Linked DNA regions of Mus musculus: region 2 is linked to region 1. The links are chromatin loops, found by intact Hi-C in ENCODE. Cell type or tissue: left cerebral cortex. All regions are shown on one strand. Region 1 overlaps Cadm1 (cell adhesion molecule 1). Region 2 overlaps Gm31698 (a long non-coding RNA gene).

Region 1 (5,000 bases):
ACCATCTACAGCTTTACTGCACATAGGAGATGATAATTCATGCATTTGGGATATACAGTTCAGTGGTCTCTAGAAGGTGCTAGAAATCTCTAGGAGGTTCACAGGGCCCAGTACCTGTCACTAGTACCTAAGTTACAAACCCTGACTTCATCCCCAAACCATCTCACATCCACGAGCACTCATTCTCACATCTTTTGCCCAATTCGGCAGCCAGTAATTTATTTTCTGTGGCTATAGCCTTGCCTTTCCTGGAAATTTCAGATAAATGGCACTTCTCCCACTTGGCATGGTGTTTTAAGCTCATCCATGCTATGCTGTGTGCTGCTGTTAAAGACTGCATAATATTCCACTGAGTGGATGCGCCACGTGTTCCTTATCGATTTGTTAAGCAGTGTGCATTTGGGTTGTTTCTGGGTTTTGTGATTATGAATACTTCTGCTGAACATTGTCTAGCATGTTTCTATGGAGACACATTTTGATCCCAGGGTACATTGCTAGGCATGGAACTGCTGGATCCTTTGATCACTATTTTTAATACTTTGAGGAACCACCAAGCTGGTTCCAAATTTACTGCATCATGTTACATCTCTACCACGAATGTATAAAGTTGCCAGGTTTTCCACACCTTTGTCTGCAATTATTATCTTTTGTTAAACTTTAGCCATCCTGGTGGGTAGTGAGGCGGTTTTGATTTGCATTACCCTGGTGACTATGACAGCAAATACACTTTCTGTGTACTCTGCCTGTGCATCGGCTTAGGTGATGCTCTAAATATTTATTTTTAGAAACCATTAGTCAGTTGTTTGGTATAAACATATGAAATACTGTATTTAAAATCGTTTCAGCTCCAATGTGTGGCCTTCCCCATCAAATAACTAACATGTTTTTCTTATCTGTAAATTCCTTTTGATGTTTAAATAGAAACCTAAGTGTCTAAACCCAGAAAAATATCCAAATTCCACAGTCTATTTTAACATGGGGCTTGGTGGGAAATTTTTCATTTGACTAGACAGCTCTCTCTAGCCAACAGGCCATTATACAAATCTACTAGAAGCCAACTAGTAAGGATTTCTAAAGAAGACAAATGACTTAGAAAATACAAAGTTACGGGAAATTCGAGAGGATGAAATGACAGAAAAGCAAAACAGAAATTCAGTTTTAAACAAGGACATTTACGAAAAGCTATAGAGGTAAAGAGACAGGCTCAGAACCTACTTGAGTTTCTTGGGGAACGTGTGGAAGATAACCAGGAGTTATTTCCCAGAACCCTGAATGAATGATGATGTCATTTGCCCAGAAGTTGGAGGAGGGGGGAAAGAAAAGCTAGAAATACTACAAAGAAGGGCAGGTTACATGACTGTGTCTTTTGTAGTGGACAGATGAGGACACGTGCTCAAGCTGATGTGAGCCACAGTGGGTCTGGGAGGCAGAGTGGTGGAGTGGGGGTCGGGGTGTGGTGCAAGATGACACAAAAAACCCAGCAGGGTGCAGGCAGAGAGTTCAAGAACAGGTCTGGGTTAGGGGTGCTGGTGGGGAAGGGAGAGCTGAGCTCATTCACTCGCAGGCAGAAACCTACCTTCTTAACTCCTTTCAAGCCAAATCCCTCCAGCGTGGAACAATGGAGAGCTTAATTCAGTGATACAGTTATGAAAGGCTGATGAATGAAAATAATTGATCCTCATTATCTCTTCAGCACCTTTAATGCACCAGCAACAGCGATCACCTGTCTTTCCCCCTGAAGTCTCTGAACTGGATCATGCATCTTGAACTTCCTTGACTGTAGTTCCCCCCACCCCTTTGTTAAACTCAACATTTCTTTCCAAAGAAAACAAATAGAAACAAACAAGAAAATAATGGATTGGCTGCCACTCTGTCCACAAAAAAAAAAAAAAAAAAAAAAAACAAAGGAAACTCAAAAGTGAAGTCTGCAGCCCTTGTAGGCTGTCCCCTCCAACGCCCATCTGTAACTGCTCTCTCTTGCTGGAGTGTCCAAGGAAAAGGCTCAGGGCAGCAGAAACAGAGACCTTACCAAGCAATTACCGGTGAGGAATCTTCTGCCAAAACAGTTAGTACAGACGTAACCTTTCTTCCCATAGAGCTTAGCATCATCCCGTGGCCAAAGAGAGGCTTGATAAATACTACATGCTGAACAAGTGATCAACTTGATAGGGGGGGAAAAAAACCCTAAATATGAGGAATGACCACGGGGAGAAGTCCAGTGCTTCCATGAGAAGCTGAGGTTACCGCGCTTCCTGCCTCCTGTAGGTGGCGCCAAACTCCTTGAAGAAAGGGACAGGCAGAGTGAAAGGCTGCTGCTGTGTCTACACAGACTGGAGAACCCTCTTCTGAGTTGGCAGTCTCTCTTCCAAGGCTGCTCTTCTTCACTGCGCTGGCAAGCCCTGGATCAAAGAAATGGCTCACCTGCACTGCGTTAATTACGAGCTGCCCTTTCCCTGAGTGCCCAGCCTCGCATTACGGGATGACCAGCTCCGCAGCAGAGCTCCACAGTGTTGGGCAAATGGAAGGTTAGTTACAGGGGCTATTAAAAGGATTGGCAAAGGTAAAAGCGCATTTTAAAGCCATTAGGATCCCTTGCATTAAGTCTTAGTAAAGAAATGCCACGAGGCTACTATTGAAAGCCACCAGCCAGAAACTGGGATCCACAGGTAATCAGCAGTAAGTTGGGCTACCGTGGCAGAGGGCTCTCATGCTTCTGAACGGTCCTGATCTGTTAGGCCTTGGTCAACACGCAAGAGTGCCAGTGAGGCCTCCAGGAACACCACCCAGATGTGCACTTCCTGGAGAGTAGCCAGAGCTGGGACTTTGGCCCTCACCATCATGAAGCAGTGGGAAGTTCCGTGGGGGGTGTAGTGGGGAGAACTGAAGAGGCTTGGTCAAGCAAGAATAAAAGAGGCTATGGGCAGGGTGTGTCTCTGAGGACTACACAGCCAAGCAGGAACTGGATATTTCAACCCAGGTTTTCACTTGCATTCTCTAGGTCCGATTTTTATAACAAATAAACATTTTCTGCCAAGATCCTAAAATTTTTTTTAACAACAGCCGCCAAAACCGACTTCTATTCTGCACAATTATATAAGACCGAGCAGAGCACTGCTCTCATTTTTGAAGCTTTGTTTTAAGCTCGCTCATTAATCTTTCAGTCTTTTCCCATCTCTGCTTGACTATAACTGCCCTGAATTTATCCAAGCCTGCAGTATGCCAGGCTCACTGGTGTCTAAATCACCGAGAGCTGAATACACATTCTACTCAGGGGACTCAACATTTCCATCAGAAAGAACCAATCACAGCTTAGGAGAGGTAAACCTCTTTTTAATTGTATTCTATAATACTAACAGGCATTCATTACACATGGACCTTAAAACAAGATTTGCTCTTGGCTGCTCATAATTGTATTTCTACAGCAGTTTAAACCGTTGGCACCTGCAATTGCTAGCAGGCCTAAGCTACGAATTTCTATTATCCCAGTTTCAAGGGTTACATTTAAAATAAAACTCGGAGGGGCCAAACATTACATACACACATATTTACACAAATTAAATACTATGCACAAGTCAATACCTTCTGCACACAAAACTACATTAAGCTCAATTAGCCCTAAGCAAAACCACAGGAAGCAGGTTTCCTGTGAACCCAGGGTGCTCTTCCCTGTACTACAGAATATAAAAGCAGCTACAATATGGAGTTTTGCAGGACTATCAATGAAGGCTTAAAAAAAAATCATTATCAATACTGATTTCCTAATTAGCTTATATAAAATTACCATAAAACAATCCAACTCAAGGAATTTATACACACATAACATCTAACTTCTGGGTATAAATTTAAAAAAAAGTTCTCTTTAAACATGCAGGGGTCAGCATGAGTTTTTCCAGAAAAAAATAATTCTAACTCTGAGCTACAAAGAGTCACCAAACTAAAGTGCAATGTCCTTCTTGTTATGGTTTTCTTCTTGATTATGACCAAAATTAAATTATACAAATATTTCACTAAATATCTTCTCAAACCTTATAAATATTAATATGAACTCAATCTCCTATGTGCCCGGCATTTAAAAATCCATTTAAAAATCTTGGAAACTAATTTAAGATTTCCATCTAGAATACAAATTAGCAAGTCCTCCGCCTGTGTTTCGCTCAGCACCCGTATCTGCACATTTAGTACCGAATGTCAGTCGGTAGCACTTAGAGACCATGAATATTAAAACCACGCATTGCCTGCTAACATATCAGAGCACAGCAAGCCTTCAGTTTGTCAGAAGCCGGGTTTGCAGCGGACAAACTACTGCATCTACAAGACCAAAGCCTTTTGTGAATTCCCCAATTGTGCAAAGGGGACAGAAGTTTTACTGTTAAATAGACAATCTGGGAGGATTGCACACACACACATACACACACAAAATTAAAGTCTTTTTAAAAACTCACTACCATGTAATGCCCTTGGCTATTTGTCTTCATTTCCTTGAAGACTTGATCAGAACAACAATGTCAGCTACTGCTCACTGAGTATGTACTAAGATTAAGTACTTTACACACACACACACACGATACGCACACACGCAGGTTTTATACACATGTTCTTATTTGCACGCCACCCTTACAGTACTTTATGCACGTACTACACACACATAGTTATCTTCATATATACACTATGGAATCAGATTCTCTGCTTTTTGGGGGTGTTATCCCTACGGAGGTCAGGTGACTAATTTATTTGAGCTAACGAGTAAACTTTTAGAAAGCGAGAGTCCCACTGTCCCCCTCTCTGATGCATGCTATGATGCTGCCACCATTCTGACCCCTGCTGGATACTCCCTCCAACAGGGAACAGGGACCCTGGCACACGTTTGCTTTCCACGTGCGTGAGGAGTAACTTCCTAGAGCAAGTCGTGTTTCTTTAAGCACGTGGGAAACCAAGTGGGTTACCCTGGAAAGCACATCAACTGCCTGGCACAGAAAGCACGAGTGTATGGCTGGGATTGA
Region 2 (5,000 bases), 580 kb after region 1:
AACAAAAATACTTCATTGTTTTGCAGAGAAAAAAATTTTAAAACACAACATAGCATATTATGTTTGAAAAGTTGAGGGGATGGAAAACTTGGATTTCTCAGGCAGTGGGGAAGGATGGCCCAGCCTAGGAGCCAAGACTTGAAGGATGTTATTTGTGGCCAAAGTTAGACTTACCATCTGTGCAGCATAATAGAAAGTGCACCCCTCAAATTATCAGCGGGAAAATAAATATCACTCGGTATCATGTGGACTCAGTCAGTTGCTCCAGGGGCCAGATAATGACACGAAGATGATTGTGTGAAGTGAGATATTACAACGTATTTCATAAGCTGCAGTGATATTTTCCCAGCTCATGAAAAACAAGATAATGCCCATAAAAATAAGATATTATGGTAAAATCAGTATTAATTACTAGGAGCCAAAGTGCACTGCTTGAGGCTATAAAACTTTTAATATTGCAGAAGAAGACAGTTCAACGAATAGGTTAGCCACAATCGCTTAATCGCTTGGCAGCGCCCCAGCCTATCTTGGTGTGTATCAGAGCCAAGGCAACACAATGAGTCCCACACAAGCAACCCCTGGCTAATTTGGCTGAGAAGGCTGAGTGGGATGTTGCGAGGGGGCGTGGCTTGGAGCAGAAGCTGTCTTCTTTGCATTTGACTTTCTTACTGCTGAGATGCTGGGATCAGTTGAGAGGTACTGGCTTTGCCTTTGGCAGGGATTGGTATACACGGGCCATTGGTTCTTTAAGGTATAGCTTTTGTAGTTGGTATAGACGAACACCAAGGTCCTCGTGAAGGACGGAGATTTTTCTCCCTCTTTTTCTTCACACACACACACACACACACACACACACACACAATGGCACATGTGCAAACTCCAGCTCTGAGCTCCTACCTTATAAACAAACGTCAGATTCATCTAACTGGTTCAGTTTCCCTCTTTGAATCTTAGACCCGTTTGGTGCCAGGCTCTCATGTGCCATAAACACAATAGAAACATATGCCCCTGCAGCGATAAAACAGATCCGAAACGACATCCCTGCCGCCTGTTGGGTGGCAGCTGAAGTCAGACATCTTAATGTATAATATTATGGGAATTACCCACATTAAGATAAAATATCTGGATTTAAGTAACTGTCTTTTGCTCTGAATTAACTTGAAGACTGAACTCAGCAAACAAAGGCAGATGACTTGGGTGGGGCTCGGGAAGTTTCCTTCCCAGCCATTGCATCTCTGGTGGTGATGTCATGAAGGAGTTTCAATTGGATGTTTGCAGTTTTGCTATTTGGGGACAGGGAATCTGATTGAGTGCCTTTTTTCTAGATACCAAGGGAACCCAGGAGGCTGCCTATAGCCAAGATGTGTAGTTGTTTAGGAGAACAGTAGATGTTCAGTGCTGTGGGGATCTGTGTCATCCTCAAGGCTTAAGCATTCAGCAGAGAGGTCCCAGTACACAGGGAATGTTTTAAAAGTATTCTTTGAATGAGGAACATGGCGTCTGTTTACCTTATCCTTTCCTTTGGGCAATCATGTGTGTGTGTGTGTGGGGTAGGTGCGTGTGCAACCCATGCACCTGTACACACACACACACACACACACACACACACACACACACACACACACACGGATACCAGAGAAGGATGTTGGATATCATGTTCTATCTCCGTTCTGTCACTAACCTTGGAGCTCGCTTCAAAACTGGCAAGCCTCAGCAATCTTCTTGTCTCTGCCTCCTCAAAGAGTTATCCCAGCACTTGGGAGGCAGAGGCAGGCAGATTTCTGAGTTCAAGGCCAGCCTGGTCTACAGAGTGAGTTTCAGGATAGCCAGAGCTATACAGAGAAACCCTGTCTTGAAAAACAAAACAAAACAAACAAACAAACAAACAAACAAACGAGTTGGGATTATGAGATTGGTCAGTTACTACCAATCCTTTAGTGAATGCTGGAGATTTGAACTCAGATCCTCAAGCCTGCGTGGCAAGTGCTCATTGAGGCAACTCCTTATCCCTTTCTTAACCATTTTGTACCAGTACAAGCCTCTACTTCCCTCACCTGGTTGGAACCTGTACTGCAGTACCACCAGCATTAGTTATGTGGAGGCTACTTCTTTTAAAGGCAAGAACTAGTAGTGCCCACTGTGTTCTGAGTTGCTGAGAGTTCCCTTTGCAGGCCAGCATGCAGATCTGACTAGGTAGACTGAGATGTCTTTATTCACTGGTGCCAGGAGAGTCTCTGAGAGCCCTCTGCTGTGTAGGGAAGCATGCTGGAAATCCTGGGCTGCCACAGTGCCTTTGCTGCCCTGAGCTGTAGAGTAGACTTGGGGATCATCTCACTTATTGTGGATTTTGCTTTGTAACAAGTGGTTTGAGGCCCCTTTGTGACTTAGATTTACACGGGAAAGCCAGGTGAGTGCTTTCTATGACTTTACCCCTAGTGTTTAATCAGCCTCACGCATTCTACCAAACTCAGATGGCTCAGAAGAAAACAATACAAAACACCAACGTGGAGTTAAATTGTGGTGTCTCCAGAATGATCCAAACTAGATTTTCCTAGGATGGCCCAGTGCAGTGTGGTTTGAAGACAGAGCCTGACATTTCAGTCCTTTTAAAAGGTGCTCATTGGGTTTACAGAGAGCTTGGTATTTGTGAGGTAGTAGGGACTGGTGAGGGAGTGGATTGGAGAAAAGGAATAGAAGCTATTTCTGTCCTAGGGAGTTAGTGTGCAAACCATGGGCATGCACATGCCACTGTAGAATAAATTGTAAGTAAATGGCTCAGGCGTGAGACCAAAGAAGGAGAGAAGAGACAGATGGTGGATAGAGATTCCAGGAGTCATTGGAGACGAGCCAGTCATCGGGCAGGAGATGTGGGACACCTTAACATCAGGGCTGGGACAGTTGCCTATACTCATAAGAAACAAGTGGGAGACCCAAGAAAAGAATTTACCATAATGCATAGATCATAGGAACAATTTGTTGGCAAACTAAAGACTTTAGTGTGAAAGGCCAAGCTGAAAATGTTTTGGAAGTAAATAAAGGAAGATATCTTTGTGACTTGGAGTGAGGGAAAATTTCTGAAACAAAATACACAAGGCATTAATAATACATTAAAAACCTGATCATCTAACTACATCAAAATTAAGAATGTGTGTTCACCAAGTCATTGGCATAAAGGATGTGAAAAAGGCAGACCAAAGTTGGGCAGAAGCAGATCTGCAACACATAGGTACAATAAGCAGTGTCCAAAATACACAGAAGCGAGAAAAGCCAATAAGAAAAATGTGAGTGACATGGCAGTTGCAGATGGGGTGGAGGGAGAGATGGGAAAAGACATTCTGTGGTAAAGAGAGTGGGGATATGTAAATGGTCAAGATGTCATGGAAACTGGGCAGGTTGGGGACACCCAATAGGGAGAGGAGCTACAACACAGGCTCAGAAGCGTGTGACTCTATAGAAGGAAGTTAGATACAGAGACTAGCTAAAACACAAGCCTTTTGTTATCTCCTTCCAACATGGACCCAAATGGCCTCTAGCAAGTCACTGGGAGAAGGTAAGAGCATGAAATGATTAATTCATAGATATCACACAAAATCATGCCATTGAGTCTGACTCCAGCTTCCACATCTGGGGCACTTTTGCGTTAGGACTTCAACCCTCTAAGCACCACAGAGAGTGCGTATAAAATCTGCCTGGCAGGGCTGGGTTTGATTGGACTTGGCAGTCACCTCCATCTATCCAGCCCCTTCATCCTGTGACTCCTGCTGGGATCCCAGCCCCACGGGGTGACCTGTGATCGTCCCATGACAGCATAGTGGCTGACAAAGTGATCTCCCTCGGCTATAGCAGGCAACATCACTAGACACAAGCCTTTCTTCAAGAAAATTCTTCAAAGGGCCCCTTGCCTTGAAATGCTATGCGCTTCTTCTCTGGGCTCTTAAACAGAATAATTCATTAGTCAGTGAAGAACAATCAATATCACACTCCGACAATTTACACACTGACTCTGTTTACCCAGTGGACCCTCTCAGATAATATTATTTATGATCCTAAATAACTCCTTCGGCATTCAATAGAGCCAGGGTGCCCCAGAGACTAGGACACAACCAAATTATGAAGACATATGGTTTGCTCAGCCCTGAAAATGTCCAGACACATTTCACTGATGGGAGTCTCACATTGGTCCCTTCTCGGATCCTTTCTAAAACTTTCCTAATGGCTGCAGGAGGAAACTTCTCTCTCAAAGGAGACATTAAGGTACATCCAGGAAAGGGGGCTGCCAGGGCTTTTTTTTTTTTAACCATACCATGGTTATTTTAGGACTCTCCAAAGTTCAGGGCACTTGAAAGGGTTGTAGAAAGATTCTAGACTAATTAGCAATCAGGATGTTGATGGCTACAAACACATATGACTGGGTAGATGAGAAAAGGATGTGTGTGTGTGTGTGTGTGTGTGTGTGTGTGTGTGTGTGTGTGTGTGTGTGTGTAGGATTCATAGCATGGGGTGAGATTAGGTTTGAAGCAGAGGACCTGTACTGGGTGCACAGGAATTCAGGGTTATCTCGAAAGTCATTCCAAGACAGAAGGAGAGAGAAGGTGAGTCTATGAACTTAAAAACATATCTGTTAATTATTTGATTTGTTCCAATGAGCATGTATTATTTATGTAATTAAAGTACACAGAGAAGGCAAGGCATTCTCTTCCTCCTCTTCCTTTTGCTCCTCCCCCTCTTCCCCCTGATCTCCTTCCTCCTTCTTCTCCTTCCCCTATCCCTTCCCCTGCATCCAGACTAGAGAAGCCATGATAGCTTTTGATATCACTAACTGACCATGGGCTGGGACTGCCTCTCAGTGCATGCTCTGAGCCCATTTGGAAGAAGAGAATGGAGAGGCAAAGCGTCCGGGAGAGCAAAGAGCATAGCTGCAAAGTTTGGGGTGGAGAATGCTGAAATCCTGACTTTCTGTTTCTGGGAACTAATGGCCTTTCTTGACTGAGGAGAGCAGA

The links. A loop is a pair of places that touch in the nucleus more often than their neighbours do. Peaks named below come from ENCODE experiments on the same cell type or tissue, not always from the same donor. Only the 100,000 strongest peaks of a DNase experiment are listed, where the experiment ranks them.
Region 2: a loop joins it to region 1, with 5 times the contacts of the local background. A loop is called at or near these places in 15 of 42 quality-filtered maps.

The regions. Positions count from the first base shown.
Region 1 is chr9:47,705,777-47,710,776 of GRCm38, reverse strand. The region is part of intron 1 of Cadm1 (cell adhesion molecule 1); the gene reads right to left. Among named protein-coding and RNA genes, the nearest start is that of Gm10677, 110 kb to the left of the region's middle. In left cerebral cortex, a CTCF peak has its summit at 2,269 (motif pointing right); DNase peaks (open chromatin) are centred at 2,855, 3,139, 4,255, 4,894 and 1 more place; H3K4me3 peaks cover 318 bases; H3K27ac peaks cover 1,804 bases.
Region 2 is chr9:47,123,504-47,128,503 of GRCm38, reverse strand. The region is part of intron 5 of Gm31698 (a long non-coding RNA gene); the gene reads left to right. Among named protein-coding and RNA genes, the nearest start is that of Gm31698, 58 kb to the left of the region's middle. In left cerebral cortex, a CTCF peak has its summit at 2,062; a DNase peak (open chromatin) is centred at 2,802.